Regions from separate parts of the Homo sapiens genome. Here region 1 is linked to region 2. A link is a contact called in ENCODE Hi-C or POLR2A ChIA-PET data. All regions are on one chromosome and are shown on one strand. Each heading gives the region's core, a stretch centred on a gene start or an enhancer-like site at or near the end of the contact. The rest is flanking DNA. Distances are from core to core; before and after follow the strand shown. Region 1 overlaps KDSR-DT (KDSR divergent transcript). Region 2 has its middle 11 kb from the start of GRP.

Region 1 (4,949 bases), core at 2,048-4,547, 4.2 Mb before region 2:
ATGTCAAGGTGACATTGTAAGAGGAGCGGTTGAGTTGGCAGATGTTGTTGTGGCCACTTTTGGAAAATAAAATCATCCACAGGAATCAAACCTAAAAAAAGACTGGAAGTCATTGCCCCTGGGGAGTGGAATCAGGGCTGAGGAGGGTTTGAGGGTAGGGAACTGTGAAGTTAGATCTTAGCCCACTGTACTGTTATTTTTTTGTCCACACACAGCTATTCTTTTGATTAAAAAATCAAATGGGCCAGGCACGTGGCTCACGCCTGTAATCCTAACACTTTGGGAGGCCGAGGCGGGCAGATCACGAGGTCAGGAGTTCGAGATCAGCCTGGCCAACATGGTGAAACCCCATCTCTACTAAAGATACAAAAAAATTGGCCAGGTGTGGTGGCAGGCACCTGTAATCCCAGCTACTCAGGAGGCTGAGGCAGGAGAATAGCTAGAACCCAGGAGGCGGAGGCTGCAGTGAGCTGAGATGGTGCCATTGCACTCTAGCCTGGGTGACAGGGTGAGGCTCTGTCTCAAAAAATAAAGATGAAATAAAGTAAAATAAAATAAAAACTAAAGTATCAAGATCACCTCTAAAAAAATAATTGCAGGATTTAAAAAATTGTAAGTATTATCTAAGCTATGTAAAATGTATGTCCAAAATAAAACTAAAAGAAGTATGGTAGAAATCTAGTACCATCTATCCAGATGTCAGAACTTTATATATACTGGCCTTGAGCCTATAATGTCCCTGCCCTCAAGAAACTTACAGTCCAGTTAAAAGGACAGTCAAGTGAATCAATGATTATAGTGCAACACTTTGAGATCAAGGACAGATGTGCAAAGCGCACCGCACAGCCATTGAAGAGGAACAGCTAAAGACTAGGGGAAAAAGTGGAGGGGGAGAGCCTCATTTGCCACCACTGGTGGTGAATATCACACAACTTCTTAGTCTGAAAGCTAGGAATTATGGGAGACATTGAACATTTGCTCTTCCTCTTTAAGAGGAATAGCAGTTGATACCTAGATGATGAGGGAAAGCTCTCTCTCTCTCTCTTTCTCTCCAGAAGAATGCCAGCTAATAAATGTGAAGGGAACAGCAGAATTTAAAATACCCTTTGCCAAGCCCGATGAAATGATTCAGGCAAAGATCATTGATGGATGTTAAAATTATTGAGTGAGATGATATTTACATGGCCTATGAGTGTATAATAAACCACTCAAAATCTTAACGGCTTAAAATGGCCATTTATTATTATTCACAAGTCTGCAATTCAGGCAGAACTCCATGGAGAGGGTTTGCCTCTGCTCCACATGGTGTTGGCTGGGGTGAGGAATCCAAGATGGCTCCATCACATGTCTGGTGTCTCAAGTTGGGCTGGCTGGACTGTTCTCTTTGATGTGATCTCTCATCATGCAGTAGTCCAGCCTGAGTTTCTTTCCATGGCAGCTTACTCCCAATCCCGGAAGCTTCAATGCCTCTTAAGGCCCAGACCAAGAAATAAACAAGTTAGAAGACCAGTCAAGATTTACGGCATGAAAAATAAATTCTACTTCTTCATGGGAGGACCAGCATATGCAGATAGGAAAGGGAGGAACTGTTGGTGATGACCCACCCACATTCAGAAGTGTCCTCTCAGATTACTTGCTCACCGCCAAGGAGAACACTGGCTTTACAATGGAGAGCTATGGCTGTCACCACCTTGCCAAGGAAATCAAATTGAGTATCACTAACAATGGCAACCAGACATCATGTGCCACCTGGTAGGATGCAACATGAAAACCACTTACAAAGTATTCTTATAAAAAAATGTGTAGTCTGAATCTAATTGAGCCATAGACCTAATGCCAGGTTACAGAAAATTCACTGGAGAGAGAAATAACACCACAAGAAATCAATCAGTCAGAAGAGAATGCAGGGTCTTCTACAAGACAACTGACCCAGTCTCTTCAAAAAAGTTAATGTCATTTTTCTAAAAAGGTTGGAAGATTCTTCTATTCTTCTAGATTAAAAAAAGTTGGAGATGTATAACTCAATGCAATATATGAACCTTGCTTGGATCCTAGTTTGGAAAAAAAAAAAAGCTATAAAAGACAATTTGGGCTGGACACAGTGGCTCACGCCCGCAATCCCAGCATTTTGAGTGGTCAGGGCAGGTGGATCACTTGAGGCTAGGAGTTCAAGACCAGCCTGCCCAACATGGTGAAATCCCATCTAGAAAAAAAAATGGGGGGCAATTGAAGAAATATGAATATGGGCTGGATTGTAGGTAATATTATGGAATTGTTATTGCCTTAGGTGCGATAATGGTATTGTAGGTAATGTTAGTGTGCATTGTACCCTTCACTTTAGAAGACATATGCTTAAGTGTGCTCATACAGGGATGCAGAGGAAGTGCCATGATGTCTATAAATTACTTTGAAATGGTTCGGGGAAAAAAAACCCACACATGCACTTAAACACTACATGAAGCAAACATGTCTAAATAAATAACACTGAAGGATAAAGAATCGTTTCTGCAGTTTAAAAAATATCTAGTGATAGAATCTATGACTAACTGCCGGGCGTGGTGGTTCAAGCCTGTAATCCCAGCACTTTGGGAGGCTGAGGCGGGCGGATCACTTGAGGTCAGGAGTTTGAGACCATCCCAGCCAACATGGTGAAATCCCGTCTCTACTAAAAGTATAAAAATTAGCCGAGTGAGGTGGTGGGAGCCTGTAATCCCAGCTACTCGGGAGGCTAAAGCATGAGAATCACTTGAACCCGGGAGGTGGAGGTTGCAGTGAGCGGAGATCGTGCTACTGCACTCCAGCCAGGGCGACACAGTGAGACTCCGTCTCAAAAAAAAAAAAAAGAAAAGAAAAAAAAAGAATCAATGACTAACTGATCTTCAGTGCTTCCCACACATCTTTCACGTTTTTCTCCTTCCTCTCCCAAAATTTGCCCTTTGTATTATTTTTGCATATAACATGTACATACATATTATTCTTTACCCTACATCTCACATTTGCTTTAGGCTTTGGTGTACTGTTAAATAGATTCAATTTTCAAAAGATTGCTCTTTTACTATGCTTTTCCCAGTCAGCTATTGGCTGGCTGAGTCATCCTGTAGTCTTAATAATTTCCTCAAGAACTGCTTATGGGAAAAAGATTTCCTTGGTTATTAGATGTTCAAAATTATTTGTCTGAAACTTTTATGGGTGAAATACAGATTCGCTGAACGTGAAACCTTGACACAACATTCCTTCCTTGAGGATCTGACAGATGTTGCATCGTTCTCTCATGTTGAATGTCACTCTGGAGAAACCTGAAACTAGCCTGATCTCTTTTTAAGACAACTGACCTGATGATTTTGTCTAACTGACCAAAGTCTTCACTCTTTTAAAATCCAATACTTACTAGAGAATGACTCAATGTTGATTATTTTCAGTCAGTTTTCCCTGGTGTAAAATATCATATCTATCTACCTATCTATCTATCTATTTATGTGTATGTGTGTACACACACATATAAATGTTCAAATGCTTTAGTATTTTAGGAAAGTGTATTTGAAATTTTTAAAAATATTTCTAATGTCTTGTTTTTTTTCTTCAGGTATTCCTATTCTACATATGTCGACTCACATCCTTTGTCTGTTTTCTTATCTTTTTTTCTGTCTTTTAAATTCTTTGTTTTCATTTCATTTTGTTTGCTTTACTCATTATTTCCTTTCTGTTCCTTACTGTGTTTTTCACTCTATTCTCCTCCTGCGTTCACTTTCATTTTCATATCTGTGATGATTTTTACTTTTACTTCTTTCCTGATTTCTGCCAGTGTAACTTTTATCTCCTCTTGTTGTTTCATCATTCTTCCCTGAGTCCTTGCATTTGTAGTCTTCCTTCATAAAATAACTGCTTCACCAAATGTTTTAAATCATGGTGAAATATTTAAGTATCCAAATAAAAGATTTTTTGTTTTGTTTTGTTTTTTCCCTGAGTGTAAATCTATTGAGGAGTCTTTCTGCTCTTCACCGCTCTTTCCCCTCTTTTTTTTTTTTTCTCTCATAATACCTCTGTATCAGGATTGTGCCAGTTCCTTTCAAAAGAAATTACTTACCTTTCAAGTCGAGCACGGTGGCTCACACCTGTAATCCCAGCACTTTAGAAGGCCAAGGCAGGCAGATCACCTGAGGTCAGGAGTTCGAGACCAGCCTGGCCAACATGGTGCAACCTCATCTCTACTAAAAACACAAAAATTACCCAGGCATGGTGGCAGGTGCCTGTAATCCCAGCTATTCAGGAGGCTGAGGCAGGAGAATCACTTGAACCCAGGAGGCAGAGGTTGCAGCGAGCCAAGATTGTGCCATTGCACTCCAGACTGGGTGACAAGAGCAAAACTCTGTCTCAAAAAAAAAGAAGAAGAAGAAAAAAAAGAAACTATGTATCTTTCAGGCCGGGCACAATGGCTCACGCCTGTAATCCTAGCACTTTGGGAAACTGAGGCAGGCAGATCCGCTGAGGTCAGGAGTTCAAGACCAGCCTGGCCAACATATGAAACCCATCTCTACTAAAAATACAAAAATTAGCCAGGCATGGGGGCACATGCTTGTAATCCCAGCTACTCGGGAGGCTGAGGCAGGAGAGTCGCTTGAACCCAGGAGGCGGAGGTTACAGTGAGCTGAGATCATGCCACACCCTAGCCTGGGTGACAGATAGAGACTCCATCTCAAAAAAAAGTGTTTTTAATTTAATTTTCTATATTTTGTTCATTTTTAAGAATGTAAGAAGAGTAAGAATGCCAATATTGCTATTCTAAGGTAATCCAAAATATCTTTTTAATGGTTTCAACAAGATACAAAAAATATTTAAAAAAAATTATCAGATAAGATTAGAAATTAGCTTAATGGTTCTTATTGTTTATTTCCTGCTTTCAACTTTTTCATGTCAACCAAAAGAGTCAAATTCTAAAACATTTGAAGAGA
Region 2 (5,463 bases), core at 2,049-4,548:
CTTGCTTGGACAGGTCAGTCTTTTTCTCTGAAAGCCTTCAACTGATAGGATGAGGCCCACCCAAATTATGGAGAGTAATCTGCTTTACTCAAAGTTTACTAACATAAATGTTGATCATCTAGAAAACACCTTCAAAGAAACATCTAGAATAATGTTCAACCAAATATCTGCATGCTGCGGCCTAGCCATGTTGACACATAAAATTCACCATCACACTGTCTCTTCCTACTATTGAATTGGGGCAATTACTGTCAATGCTGCCATAGCCCCTATAGCATTCTGCATTTCCACTAGGTGTTGGGAAAACACCACTTCCCCTGGAGTGCTGCTTAAACAAAATTGGAATTTTCTAGAAGGAATTTGGCTAGGGACAAAAGAAGCAAACAGAAAAAACATAAAAATGGAGATGTAGACAGACAAAAAATATAAATAAACTTTGTTGAGGTATAATTTACATATTAAAATGTACCCATTTTAAGGGTGTACTTTGTCGAGTTTTGACAAATGTACACAAACACCACAATCCAGATATTGAACATTCCTGCCATCTCCAATAGTTCCCCCCAAGTTTAGTAAATCACTGATAAGCTTTCTCTTACTCTAGATCTGTTTTGTCTTTTTTAGAATTTCATATAGATGGTCCTCTAGTGTATGAGTCTTTTGTATCTGGTGTCTTTTATTTACCACAATGCTTTTGAGATTCAGACCAGCAGTGGCATGTATCAGATATCTGTTCCTTTCTGCGAGTGTTCTGTTGTGCAGCTATCCCTCAATTTGTTTGCTCATTCACCAGTCGATGGATATGTGGGTGTTTCCAGTTTTTCTGTTTTCGCTTTTTGTTTGTTTGTAGGCTAGAATCTTTTCCTGATACAAAAGCCAGTGCTCTGTGTTTGGAGAAGCCATCAAGTTATTTCTCCATATTTGGGGGTGCCTCTAATTCTGACTTTATGTACTGCACAGAAATGCCTGGTGGACCCTTATTCTAGTGAACGCTCAAACTCCTCCATGGGTGCTCGCCCTGGCAAAGGAGTTTCCAGAACCTGCTCTGACAAATGTTTGATTTCAGTTCCTTTTCATACACTCTACCGAAAATGAACAATGGGAATAGGCACATCTTATCCCCCTCCTGGCTCACACTTTGGCTAGAATATGTCAGCTGCTCAAATCAAGACACTGCAGGAATCAGGTCGCTTGGTGAAGAGAAGAGAGAAAAAGGTAGTGGTAGATACCATTAGTAGCTTACCCAATACCCACTTTTCCTTTCTTCCTTGCAGAGAGCCCCAGGCCCAGGTTCAGGCAATGGACCATGGTTCAATTCAATCTTGGCAGTCCTGTGTCCTGCTTTCTCAGTCTCCCCCTGAACAGCAGGGGCCATGTGACCTAGTTTTGGCCAATGAGACTTAGGTGAAAGTCAGCCTGCAGTGGGTTCTGGGAAAGTTTTTGCTTTTGTGATCAAGGGAACAGATATAGATGGCACAGCCCTTCTACCTTCTTCCTGCCTTGACTGTAGACATTCCACCGACCTCTAGCAGCCATCCTGCAATCTTGAGAGAAAGGCCAAGAAATACGCGGAGACTTCAGCCTTGGCATTGTTGAAATGGAAAATCATTGCTAGTATCTGTCCACCACTGTGTTCATGTTACATGTGACAGATAAGCCCCTATTTGTATAAGCCACTGTTTAAGGTTTTTGTTATAGCCAAACAAATTCCTAGATGATATACGGGAGGAGCATATTGAAAGTAAATGTTATCTTTCTTTCTCTAGGGCTGATCTCACCTACAAAGTTCACCACTCCTCAAATCTGATAGGAATCTGCTAGGTTTTTTTTTTTTTTTTTTTTTTTTTTTTTTTTTTTTTTCAGATTCCCTCTACTGCAGTTTGTTTCTCAAAGAACATGGGTTGATAATCCCTACCCCTTCTCTGCCATTTACTGTGTGATCTTGGGCAAAATACTTAACCTCTCTGTGAGTTTTCTCATCTGTACAACGTGACTAATAATACCTGGTTGTTGTGAGGATTTTTCAAAGCTAAATAAAGTCCTTAGAACAGTCTAGCATATCAATAGGAACTTGGTAAGTGGTGGTGATGATGATGACCATGATAAAACGATGACGTGCAAAGCACTGAATCACCTTGTAGCCATATTAGGATACAAACTGCACCTGAATTTCCATTTTCCTGCAGCAAAACTCTATAACTCTGACTAGGATGGCAGGTCTATAACACTGACTTGCTTCTCCAGCTGCAAAATCTCCTTAAAGACACAATCTGCTAAATTCTTAAGTCGACCTTCCAAGGTGTGTGGGAGGAACGCCAAGTTTCCCTTTAGCTTATCCACCACACCCCAGCCTCCCCTGTGTGCTATCTGATTCCTCGGACCTTCAGGTGTAACCAAGCCTGACCGTGTAATATTTTCCTTTTTCATGTTAAATTTCATCTTACTGAGTTCTGACCAAGGTTCTCAAATATTCAGACCCTTTGGTAATTTTAACTTTAATTTATCTTTGGTATTTGCCATTTCTCACTCATTTTGCATTATCTGAAAATGTAATCTAACTCAAATTGACTTTCTCCTCCAGGTTGTTAATGAGCACTGCATATTGGATAATATAGTTTCCGGTACTGAGCTCTGTGGAATCCTTCTTGATTTTTATTGACGTTCAGATCTAATTTCAGATGCCACCAATTATTACTTGTACCGACCATTTGTCAATAAATCCCAGAACTATGCTACCGTCAAATCTTCCAGGCCCTACCACTTTAATTGATTATGAATTGCTTGGGTCAGAGGTTTCACATCAAATAAATGTTTCAATGATTTCTCCTGAATTCCCCTGTGGGGTTTCAAGTTCATAATTGTGTTCAAAAATGGCTGCGTCTGTGTTAGGGAGAATAACTGGAGGCTTTTGAATCTGCCTGGCTTGTTGCTCATTAGATTCTCTTTCCTCGTGTGCGTAGAGATCAATTTTCTTATTAAATTTCTTAACTTCTTACCTGGAAGGGCTGGCAGACCATGAAAACATTCATTTCCTGAGTCATCATGTTGATGAATATTCCTCTGTCTCTGAGTTTGGGATCATGCCAGATCCCAAGATTTCTGCTGCCTCCACGGTTTGTGCCGTGGCTTTCATACCTCAGAGCCTGAAATGTCCCCCACTTCTCTTGAAGCACTGAATTTTAAATACTCCAGTGGTTCTCAACCTTGGCTAATTTTGTCCACATACCTGGCCTCCACCCCCGCCAGGACATTTAACAATGCCTGGAGACATCTGTGGTTGTCACAGCTCAAGTGGAGGGGGACAGTGCTACTGGCATGGAGTGGGCAGAGGCCAGGGTTGTTGCTAATCACCTTACAATGTACCGCACAGCACAGCACCCATAACCAAGGACTTTCTGGCCCAAAATATCAGCAGTGCTGAGATTGAGAAACTGTCAAATTTCAGCTCTTCTCAAAGCCACCCCCTTCCCTCCCCTATCATCACCACCAAGAAAGAGGAAATAATTAACCTGATTGAGACATGGAGAACTGCCCCCAACTGGCTGTTGACTTCACTTCTCTGGCCACAGCTCGCTCACTGTTCAGTCTGAATAGGGATGAGAATTGAACTAGAGGTACTAAATTTCTAAATCCCATTTATGTTTTCTCCCTCTCCCTCTCATCCTCCTTCCCTCCCTCCCTCCCTCCATTTCCTCCTTCCTTCCTTCCATCCATCTTTTCTCCTTCCTCCCTTCTTCTTTCCCCCACTTTTCCCCCTCCTTCCTCCTTTCTCCAACATATATTTACTGGGCTTCAACCATGGACCAAGCACTTCCATAGACACTGTAGATGCAGAAATTAACAAAACAGAAAATTCCCTACCCATAGGGAGCTGATGTTCTAGCTGGGCAGTGAGATAATATACAAGGGGAGGAATTTCAGAGACCAATGGGTGCTGGTGTTGCAGGACTTTTCCTTAGCTCAGCTAAAGTCAGGGTCCTTATCCCACGGCCACGAAAATATAGGCTCGCAGACAATTTGAAGCATGAGTAAAGCAGGGTTTTATTTGCTGAAAAGAAAAAAAAGGTGGGGGGAACAGGGATTCTCTGCAAGGCCAGAGTTCCCTGCTGCTGTGTTTCCTGCCTCACAGTTTGAATCCTAGGAAGATCTTCCATACAGGAAGAGGAAGGGCCAGGCTCCTCCCGGCTGCAAACTGTGTGAGCTTCCTGAGGCTCCACCCCAGTGCGCAGACCCACTGGAGTTTTGCCAGGGACCCCTTACCCCATCTAAAGACATACATCTAGCTGCTGTTAAACTAAGGATAAGGACGAAAACCAATCTTTTTTTTTTCCCCCTGAGATGGGGTCTTGCTTTGTTGCCCAGGCTGGAGTGCAATGGTGTAATCTCAGCTCACTGCAACCTCCACCTCCTGGGTTCAAGCGATTCTCTTGCCTCAGCTTCCCAAGTAGCTGGGATTACAGGTGTGCGCCACCATCCTGGGCTAATTTTTTTTGTATTTTTAGTAGAGATGTGGTTTCAACATGTTGGCCAGGCTGGTCTCGAACTCCTGACCTCATAATCCACCCGCCTCAGCCTCCCAAAGATGAGGACCAATCTTAACTGCTTCCTGCTGGCAGGAAGGTGACAGGGGTGCTGTTTTGGGGAAATGGTAATCAGATCTCAGAGACCTATTTAAGGGTTCCTGGCAGAAGGGGCCATCCTCAGAGGCTCCAGTTGCATGAACATTTGGAGTTTAATGACCTGAAGGCAAGAATAGATAAAATGAGTTACTAGAAATTATGTATCAAAACAAAACAAGGGGGAGGTAAGGACAGCTAAAAAATCCCAAGGCCTTTTACCAGTTTGCCCAGGAAGATAGGGGTTAAAAGCCTGACTGATTAAAAAACACTTGACCCTTTTGCTGGCATGTTGGGATTCTGGGTTCCCTCTCCCTGAGCCCAATCTTAAGCCAGCCAGTTTAAGGTTTGGGAAATTAACTCTTTCCAGTTTGGAGGATGCATCTGAAGGGAGTGTCCTGTAGTACAGAGACACAATTACCTATCAGCAAAGAGAGGTCAGAGGAGAAGAAAGGAAAAAAGAAGGCACCTTTTAAAGGAGTCCCAGGGATTCAGGATGCATTCAAATGGGGTACAGACTGAAGACGAATGGCTACCCATCGAGAAAGAGGGAAGCAGGTATCCCTGGTTCCCTTCTCTTCCTAGCAGATACTCGGGGTATGTGAGGGAGAGAGGGAAGACGATCCCCTTTCCTCTTCTGTCCTTGCATTCCCGAGTCCTGGTGACGTTGGCAGGCACCATCATGTGTGCCAAAGCGGCTTGCACCCATGAAGCAGGGAGGCCTAGGGGGTGGGAGTCATCCACTCTTACCCACATACACCTTATCTCCCCTGCTTTCAGTAGCCTTGAATTCCCTAGAACTCATTTATGCCATAGTACTAACATGGCCTTTATCCATGAAACAGGA

What was found. Hi-C counts contacts between places; a loop is a spot of excess contacts on that map. ChIA-PET counts read pairs that join two places held with the same protein, here RNA polymerase II (POLR2A).
Region 1: a map of A673 shows a loop between it and region 2 (17-fold over the local background). The contact joins two enhancer-like sites. A Hi-C loop is called at or near these places in 1 of 168 maps with a recorded cell type or tissue (A673). POLR2A ChIA-PET finds 5 or more read pairs at or near these places in 1 of 52 experiments (A673).

What each region holds. Positions count from the first base shown.
Region 1 is chr18:63,377,897-63,382,845 of GRCh38, reverse strand. KDSR-DT (KDSR divergent transcript) reads right to left here. Exons shown (of 2, transcript NR_186602.1): 2 at 1,217-1,469. Among named protein-coding and RNA genes, the nearest start is that of KDSR-DT, 13 kb to the right of the region's middle. Within about 2 kb of position 3,297, at least 2 of the 41 ENCODE cell types and tissues checked have a DNase peak (open chromatin) inside an H3K27ac peak, as active enhancers do; they include A673, where a contact is called at or near this core.
Region 2 is chr18:59,206,411-59,211,873 of GRCh38, reverse strand. No RefSeq gene overlaps it. Among named protein-coding and RNA genes, the nearest start is that of GRP, 11 kb to the left of the region's middle. Within about 2 kb of position 3,298, at least 2 of the 41 ENCODE cell types and tissues checked have a DNase peak (open chromatin) inside an H3K27ac peak, as active enhancers do; they include A673, where a contact is called at or near this core.